Linked DNA regions of Homo sapiens: region 1 is linked to region 2. The links are chromatin loops, found by intact Hi-C in ENCODE. Cell type or tissue: PC-9. All regions are shown on one strand. Links, peaks and the distances in the headings refer to the core of each region. The heading gives the core; the rest is flanking DNA.

The links. A loop is a pair of places that touch in the nucleus more often than their neighbours do. Peaks named below come from ENCODE experiments on the same cell type or tissue, not always from the same donor. Only the 100,000 strongest peaks of a DNase experiment are listed, where the experiment ranks them.
Region 1: a loop joins it to region 2, with 10 times the contacts of the local background. A loop is called at or near these places in 10 of 110 quality-filtered maps.

Annotation. Positions count from the first base shown.
Region 1 is chr11:129,361,611-129,366,544 of GRCh38, forward strand. No RefSeq gene overlaps it. Among named protein-coding and RNA genes, the nearest start is that of BARX2, 12 kb to the right of the region's middle. In PC-9, for the core only: CTCF peaks have their summits at 2,700 (motif pointing right) and 2,905; a DNase peak (open chromatin) is centred at 2,721.
Region 2 is chr11:129,115,658-129,120,591 of GRCh38, forward strand. All of the region lies in intron 5 of ARHGAP32 (Rho GTPase activating protein 32), which reads right to left. Among named protein-coding and RNA genes, the nearest start is that of ARHGAP32, 74 kb to the right of the region's middle. In PC-9, for the core only: a CTCF peak has its summit at 2,129 (motif pointing right); DNase peaks (open chromatin) are centred at 754 and 2,144; H3K27ac peaks cover 917 bases.

The sequences.
Region 1 (4,934 bases), core at 376-4,375, 250 kb after region 2:
CTGTTTCCCACAGCATCTGTACCATTTTACTTTTCTGCTAGCAATGTACAAGGGTTCCAATTTCTCCACATCCATGCCAACACTTGCTATTTTCTGTCTCCTTTAATTATAGCTATCCTAGTAGGGGTGAAGTGATGTCTCATCGTGGCTTTGATTTGCATTCCCCTAATGACCAATGATGTTAAGCATCTCTTCATGTGCTTATGGCCATTTATATATATATTCTTTGGAGAAATTTCTATTCAAGTCATTTGCCCAGTTTTTTAATTGAGTCATTTTTTTTATTAAGTTGTAGGAGCTTTTATGTTCTGGGTATTAAATAGGGTCATTCTTGACTTAGACTTCTTTATTTTCTTACCTCAAAATAATTATTGGGTTTCATGGATTCTAGTTCCTTGAAATCATTTCGGTCTCTCCTTTTTCTTCATCCTATGGCTTCAGAAGTCAATTACCTCTCCCTTGGATTAACATAGAAATACAGTAACTTTTTTTTTTTTTTTTGAGATGGAGTTTCGCTCTTGTTGCCCAGGCTGGAGTGCAACAGCATGCTCTCAGCTCACTGCAACCTCTGCCTCCCGGGTTCAAGCGATTCTCCTGCCTCAGCCTCCCAAATAGCTGGGATTACAGGCACCTGCCACCACGCACAGCTAATTTTTGTATTTTTAGTAAAGACAGGGTTTCACCATGTTGGCCAGTCTGGTCACGAACTCCTGACCTCAGGTGATCCACCCACCTTGGCCTCCCAAAGTGCTGGGATTACAGGTGTGAGCCATCATGCCCGGCCTACAGTAACTTCTTAACCGGTTTCCCTCCTCTCTATTTTGCTCTCCTTGAATCCACACTCTATAACATTATGGCCCGGACTTTCAGAAGCACATCTGATTATGTCACCTTCCTACCATAAATCATTTAGCACTTCTTATTGTTTTCAGAATAAAATATAAATCAGTAACATAGCATAAAAGATGCTTTATGATCTGGCCCTTCTTTCTCATTTTCTCAGGACACTTTCCTCTTCAAACCTGCACTTCAGCCACACTCAAGTACTGCAGGTGCTTCATGAGACACTTTCACTTGCCTCTATGCTTTGGATGTTTTTCTTGTCTGCCTCGAATTTCTCTACCCCTTCCTAACTCATATTCTTCCTTCAGATCTCACCTTATATAACAATTCTTTCTGAAATCCTTCCCTTATTTCTTTTCGGACTGGGCTAAGTGCCCCTCCTTCGTGCTCTTAAATCTCCCAGTTCCTAACTATGGGTGTAGGCACCTGTTGACTCATCTATCTCCACTACAGGTCTGTTACTGTGAGGAAAGGGAGTGTGTGCTGTTCACCACCACATTTCTTGGACCAACACAGTTCCTGGGACAAAGTAGATGCTCAATAAATATATGCTAGATGAATTATCTCTATATTCAATTTCTATACACTTATCTCCACTACAGATTTACAACACGTTGCTACAAGGAAAACAATGCAATGTAATACAAAGAACAAAATGTTGCCATTCAAGAAGGTGGTATTTAAATATCCAGAAATATAACAACATCCTGTTCCCAAACTCAGCTATCTGATTGACTAAACAGTCATTAGAAAGCACCTCAGCCAACTTCTTAATCATTCCCCATAGTTTTGTGGTAGTTTCAGCCTGTCCCATGAAGTGGAGTTTTGTTTTGATTTTTTAGGGGGAAGAAAGGTTTCTAGTTATGTATAAACTTGTTTTCCATACCTGGCAAGACTGACTGGCTCTGTGTGTTCTATTGCAGGCAGGGGGGAAATAAGGAAATATATTTTTATAGGAAAATAGCAAAGTCACTACAAATGACTTTGTATTTGTAATTCATAGAGTCAGGACAGAAAAATCAATGGCAGGAAAAATTGAATTATTTCTATTTCTCTTCTTTTATATTCATCCTCTTATTAAGATTTTACCTTTTACATTTTCCTTTTTCAGCCAGACCCTCCACTCCCTTTACTCAAGAAGGTTTACATCCTAAGTTAAAAGAGACCAGGTGTCATCTATAAATTCAGGGAACTGTAAGTGCACCTAATCCATAAAAGCCAGAAATATTTAAGCATGATCTAGAGCAGGCAAATGTATACTGGAGTTAATGTAAATGCAATATATGAACATAGTGTTGATCATATTCAAGATCTACCACCATAAACTAATTAGATCCCTGAGACCAACTCAGAGAAGCGGAGCTTTTACTCACGGTTGAGGTCCACAAAGCTTGTTTATACTGGAGCTGACTTTGCTCTTAAATGGTGACATCAGGGCACAGTCCTAGATCTTAGAGTTGTATGCTACAGAGTTGCTACCGGTATTATGTGCTGCTTTCAAATCCTCCTTGTTCAATACCCTTATTAATCAGAAGTAGAGCTAAGTCATGTACAACGATTTTCGGTGGAGAATTCAAGTCCTTGATGGTGAGAATGATCAGAACTAACCCTAGAGTGTAGGACGGGCAAAGAGGCTTCCCTGTCCAGTCTAGAGAGTCCCTTGATCTGTTTTAGGGAAGAATAGCAACAGGTGACACTTCTGACAGTGCTGAGGTCAAGGAGCCCCCCAGGTGGCCTTCCCAAGACAATGTTCTGGGACAGTCACTAGCGCCGACGCAGCACCTCTGGAGAGCCTGTCTTTGATAATGTACCTGCTTCGTGCCGATAGAGGGAGACCGGATTCCACAGCACACACGCCATGCGTCCCTGCTGTCCGGTAGAGGGCAGTAGCGGCCACGCTGCAACCCTGAGAAGTGGCGGGTACCTTAGGATCCTTTCTGATTGCAGACGTGGTCCAGAGCCAAAGCGGCTTGGCTGGGAAGGCTCCGTGAGACGCCGGGGCTTGATTGCTAGGAGGTGAAAAACTTTCGAGAACTCAGAGCAATCCAATGGACAGTCCATGTTCCACATAATTATCAACTCACTTTCCCTGCTCGTGAAATTGCTGTTAATTTTTAACAAGTGATTGGGACTGTCTATATTTAGAGGATTACCTAGTAACCAAAGCTCATGACACATGAGATGGTTAAGTTTTCCTACCAGACCTAACTGTGATATTTCCTGACTTTAATATGTTTTTATGTCAGCCCTCTTAATATTCAGTTTACCTCGGTTTTATCAAATGCTTAGCATTTTTTATGAGGGGGTGGATGAGCGAAAAATAGAAACTCATAAAACTGGAATTTCATTTCTTTTGAAAAATATAACTGAGATCAGTGAAAAAACATTGTCCCATAGAGGGTATGGGAAACTTGGACTCAAAAAACTCGGGTTTGAGACTTGGCTCTGCAAGTGTAGATGTGGCTGTGTGGGGTAACCTCAAGTAAACCACTTTTCCTCAGTTTCCTCTTTCGTAAAATAGGGATAGTAAGACTTGTCTTTTTTCATATATAGGGCTGTATAAAGTTCACATGAAGTACTGCATTTGAAAATTTTCTGTAAATGGGAAATGTTATGCAAATGTAAGATATTGAAGTTCGCTTTTTATTTTTGAATGTAAAATATTATAATATTTTTGAACTTAAATATAATTTGTAGGAAAAAAGATAAATGTCAATTGTAAAACTATGTAAACAATATTCAAAACTACATAGAATAAATTATCACTGGGCTGAGTGCAGTGGCTCACACCTGTAATTCCAGCATTTTGAGAGGCCAAGACAGGAGAATTGCTTGAGGCCAGGAGTTCAAGACCAGCCTGGTCAACATAGCAAGACACCTATCTCTAATAATAATAATACATTTTAAAAATAAATTATCACTGTTAGTATTTGAACATGCTTTTAGACATCTCTATATGCACCTATATACATGTGTATATAAACAATGTTTTGAAGCTGGAATTGTATTGCACATTCTATTATATCAATGACTTTTTCACTCAGCATTGCAGTAATAATAGTTAACATATATTGATCTTTACGTGTCAGTCATTGTCTAAACCATTTATATATATCTTTAGTGTTACAATAACACTATTGGGTATGTACTTTTATCTCAAAGACAAGGAAACTGAGGCTCAGAGAGGTAAAATGACAGATTTCCTAATTTCCTTAAATTTTAAGAATTCTTACAACTAACATTTTTTTCTTCTTACAGCCTGTCCCACTTTTATCATTTTTATCTCTTTGGCAACCTGTTTGTTAAACAGCAGCTAAATCAATAGGACTGCTGGTTTTAAAATGTCAACTGTCACACCTACACATTTCTGGAGGGAGGAAATCTAGGAATGGGCAGTTTTTAAACAAGCACTCCTAGGAAATTATGTGTACAATCATATTTGAGAACCACAGCTTTGGTTTCAATTCCTAGGTTGGGACTGCTGGATCGATTTTGTGTTTGAGATATAATGCCAAACTGCCCTCCAGAAATATCATACCAATTTACATTCCCACAAACAGCTTGTGACTAATTCAGTCTCTTTTATGTGGGTCTTTGCACTCCAAAATATTACCTTGTAAATGACTTCTTAGTTTGTCATCAGGACAGTAAACTACTTGTTAACCTACAAGTATGTGGGGTGTGTATATTCCAAAGCTGAATTCAAGACTGGGCACTTTTTTTCATTTGTGTTAATAATTTTGAGGTTCTTTGGAACCCCAGAATCTGCATATTTTCTGCAATGTCATACCCTCTCCTCTCTTCATGCCCTGCTCCATTTCTGTTCTCCAAGCCATCATATTCATGGAAGTCAAACTTACTTTTCCAAAATTATACTGCATAAATAAAAGCATAAACTCTGCATCATTAGTTCTTACAAAGGAAAAACAAATTCTATTTCTGTCCACAAGAAGTTAACGAAGATCTACCCCTGTGAACCCCCATTTGACCACCTTGGTTTTATCCCATTCTTAGTGCAGGGTCCTTCTGCTCATTCTCCAAAAAGTCTTGATCCTACCGACTTCTAATCTGTCTGTGTCAAAACTAAAATC
Region 2 (4,934 bases), core at 267-4,266:
ACATTTCAGCATGGTCAGGGCTTTCTAAGCAAAGAGCACTGGCACCTGGGCTAAGGGACTGAACTTAACCCAGTAACCCTAAAGATGGAGCCCTCTAGAGATAAAAGTTTTCTCTCTCCCCCAAGCCATGTTTACATTCCAGAGTGTTTGTGAAATACAGATCCTTGCTTCTTTTTCCCAGAGATTTTGTTTACATTTCAGAGCAAAGGTCTCTCTCTCTCTCCATCTCGAGAAAGGAGAATGGGCAGGAATGCCAGCTATCCTGTATAAGCTTCAAGTTTCATAAGTGCAGAGTTCTCTTGTGGTACCAAATCCCACTTGTAAACACAGGATATCTCTGGTTGTCACCATATCACTTTATGGAGAACCAGGGCCTAGGGAACCAACATAAGTTACTTTTCAAGTAAACAAGGGCTTAATTTCTGGTCCAGAGACTTGATGTTTCTGCTGGGGGAAAGGGAGGCTACAGAGAGACAGAGAAAGAGAGAGTGAGAATGTGTGTAGTGTGTCTGTAGTTGTGGGAAGCCAACTTGTTAGCTTACTAGTAGGAAAACATCTCAGACTCTTCACAGTTTCAGACTCAACAATACTATAAGTAAACTGCCTGTAAATTATGGCTGACTCCACTATAGATATATTTTTTCACAGTCCAACCACTTTTACACATCTAATTCTTGGACTGAATAATCTCAAACGAGATACAGTGAAAATCCAGTACTTAGATGACAGTGGAACTGATGACTCACTATCTGAACATTTCATTTCAAATTCTCTCCTGAAAGGACAATGATTTCCTTGTATAAGAGGGAGTATACTGCAGAACATGCAGAAAAGTAAGGCTAAGATTTTTATTTCTTTTGAGGAAAACTAAACTTTGTGGCCAGGGTGAGAATAAAATTAGCATGGGTTTTATTTCAAATGATTACACATGTAGTAACAGTACTTCTGTATAAGATTTTTTTAAACTGAAAATATGTACAAGTTAATTTTTCAAACTGCAAGTGTCTTAACAAAATGGGGAGAGATAACCTTTTCATTAATTTATTTTTATTAATGATGAAGGCTTAACTGATAGGAAGTACTCAGGTGAAGTCAGTATCCACTGCCTCAATCCTGACAACACTGTCCTTGGGTCATCAGGACAAGTATGACTTCCCACATTTTAAAGATGATTATTTGACTTTACCTAAGTGCTTCCCTAGAACTTCTGCCTTTCTCTAAAGCCCTTTAAAATGTACTGCACAATTATTATGTCATTTAATTCCCATAATACTTTATGATATAGTTAGAATAGATATATTTGTTTCTATTTTACAAATGAGGAAACTGACGACCAGAGACATTAAGAATTTACTTAAGATCACAATGGAAATTACTTAAGGTTACACTGCAGTATTATGTATCATACTTTTTAACCTTCAACTACATTAAAGATGCGAGATACTCTAGAACCATCATTTACTCCTTTTTGTTAAAGTATTAGTTGAGTCAGTCTATTCTTTTCTAGCAATACAAAAGAACATGCAGAATGGCTCTAGTGTCAGGCCGCCTTGATTCAAATACAGTCCACAAAACGGTTTAAGAACTTGAGTAAGTTCTTAAACTCTTTTTACCTAAATTTCTGTACCTGAAATTGTTGTGGAGCGTAATTGAGACAATGTGGAAACAGTATTTGATATAATGCCTGGCTCAGACAAAACATTCAATAAATATTGGCTTGTATTTTTATTGTAATTCTGATTACTACTTTTTAAATGAAACTTCAGGCTTTTAAAATTGTTTGCATTATTACCCCTCAATATTCCTACACTCAGGTCAAACTTTACTACTTCTTTCCGCCTTCCCAGCATCAAGGCAGAAATGCATGTAATGATAGAAAGCCATGACAGCATTTTCAAGTCCCTTGCAGGCAGCTTGCATATAGAAAGCTCGAGACACAGATATTAAATTCATACTTTTCCTATTCCTTATTTATACAAAAACCTGAACTCTACCATTCAGGTTAATTTAACTTAATGTTTTGTATGAAATTGGATAAAAAGAAACACATCAAGTGATAACTTCAGATAACCAGATGATAAAGAAAATACAAATCAAACATATCCTTTTCCCCCCCTACACACTAGATGGCGGTACAACACAAAGCACAGCAGGAACAGCGCTGCCTCAAACTCATCATTTCTTTGCGTGTTACAAGAGATTCCCCCCGCTTCTTACTGAAAAATATTTTGTGAAATGTGAATTAACCTTTGTTTTTGGACTGCAGAATAATACAACAGGGAAAATAAGTGCAGTAACAATAAATTTGCAGAATTTTAAACTACATGTGGCTTTACTTAAAACAAAAAGCCCCTTCTAGTAATTATTTTTTTGTGAAATTTAAATTTCTCTAAACTAAACATAAGACATTTATGAATCAAAACCTGTAGAATTTGGCCAAACTACTATTCACAGGAAAATATCCAAACTTAAATGCACTTACTAAAAAGTAATACCTAAAAACAAATGAATCATTAACAATACCTGTTGCATTCTATTTCTCTAAAGCAGAGATTAAGTAGTATATGTTGTGTAATATTAATATTTGACAAAGTTGGTTTATGACGAAGCTAGTTTTTGAGAGGCAAATCCTAGTAGGCAATACGCATTATTCTCAACTCTTTTCTGGAAAAAAAAATATAAGAAAAACTAAACTTTCAATTCAAGAAACAAAAGGAAAGTTTATGCTTAGAAATTAATGGTATGAAAAATACAGAAAAAAAAATTTGGTTGATCAGTAAAACCATAAGCTGGTTCCTTGATAAGACCAAGATTTAATAATATCTTGTGTACAACTTATAACCCATGAATTTAAAAAGCTAAATTAAATGAACAATTTTTAAGAAAATATAAATGATAAAAATTGATCTAAGGAGATACAAAAGAACCTAATGAGCAATAATCAAATCATAAGTTGAAATGGTAAGTAAAGATGGCAAAGATTAAGTCCCCAGTTGGGAACCAGTTTCAAAAGGTTTTAACAGGAAAATTCTACTAACCCTTCAAAGAACAGGTAATTCCCATTTACACAAACTATTCCAGTGCATTTATTTAAAAGGGGTGGAGAATGGGATAGGGGAGCAGAAATTCCCCAGACTTAGGCTAGTGGGACAAGTATAGCACACAGGTTAACTTCACCAACAAACACAGATGCAGAAATTATAAAATCTTAGTAGAGTGTAAAAAAGGAATTTGTTTTTAAATATATATATAACTCAGCATAATGTGTCTCAGGAATATAAAGATGTTTCAACAAGCTACTTCTATTACATGAGCAATTATCTGTACTAATTTTTACAGATATTAATAGCTTATTCAAGCTCCATGGAAGTAGACTAAAATAAGAATATGGCATGGTACAACCTATCCTCCCCCGTGCTGTTATATCTCTGTTCCTCTCCACCTTATCACAACCTCAATCAGAACTCATAGTTCATCTACAATTTCTTAGCTTGAAGGAACATTAGCTGTCACCTAGTATTCTAGGGTATCTAGGAACCGTACTTCCTTTTCAGTGTGAAGATAAGGAAAGCAAGACCAAGGCTAACTGCACCAGCTGGTCATACCCATTCTACACCACACCAGCACCTTTCTCCTCAGCATATTATCTCTCCTATACTACACATTACAACTGAATGTACCAAATTGAGACTTAAACAGGATGGTTACATAATTTGTTTTATAATAAATACTCATAAGGAATATATATTCTTATCATATAAGAACAAATTTAAAATGATTAATAAAAACAAAATAGTAAAACAGCATTTTAAAAACCAATTGTATCTCTTCTTCAAATATAAACTCATTCATCCATTCATCTCATTCATCTATTATTCATTAAACAAATATTTATTGAGTAGTTTTTATGTGTCAATCACTGTTCTAGATGTTGAGGGGAAGAAAATAAATAATAAAATATTTAGCATGCCGAATGGTGTTAAGTGGTATGGAGGGAAATAAAACAAAGAGAGGGAGATGAGGAATGCTGGTGACTATAGTTGCAATCTTATGTAAGGAAGGTGCAGTCTGGGAAGATAGCACTGGAGCCAGTACTTTTAAAAGAGGAGGTAGCAAGGTGTGTGGCTGTCCTAGAGGAGCATTTTAAGTAAAGGAAACAAAAAGTACCAAGGCCCTGAGAAGGGGGTGAGCATACTGGCAGAAAACAAAGAGGCTACTGTGGCTGGATCACCCTGTCTGAGGGGAAGAGAAGAAAGATGAGGTCGGAAAGGTAAGGGTACACTCTGTAAATCCTTGTAGAGAAGTTTCAGAAATCTGGCTTTTACTCTGAATAAGATGAAAACTAACTGGAGAGTTTTTAAAAAGTGACATGATTGGACTTACATTTGAAAAGAATCATTCTTGCTGCTGTGCCAAATATAGAAGGCTATTGAAATAATCCTCCCCAAAAGACAATGCTTTAGTGTAAGGTGATAGCAGAGAAGCAGGTGGGCATGGTTAGATCCTGGATTTATTTTAAAGATGGAGCCAAAAAATCTGCTGATGGACTGGATGTGAGGACTGACAGAAAGAAAGATGCCCAAGATGCTCCACGGTTCTTGGCTGGCCTCGGGAACTGAAAGGATAGAGTTGCTATTTACCAAGATGGGAAGTCAGCAGAAAGAGCAGGTCTGAAAGACTGTTCTTGGCACGCTGCAATGATTGAGGTGTTATTAGGCATCCAAGTGAAGATGCAGGGAAGTCAGTTGGATATACAAGGCTGGAATTCAAAGAAGAGATCATAAAATTGTCCTTTGTACATTACATATCATTATATGGTAATGATAGTACTGACCCAGTAAAAGTACTGACATGTCTAAATTGTTTTTTAAGCAACTGTGTCTTTCAGACTAAATAAAATTGATCATTGGAATTTCTAACATATAGGATTAAAA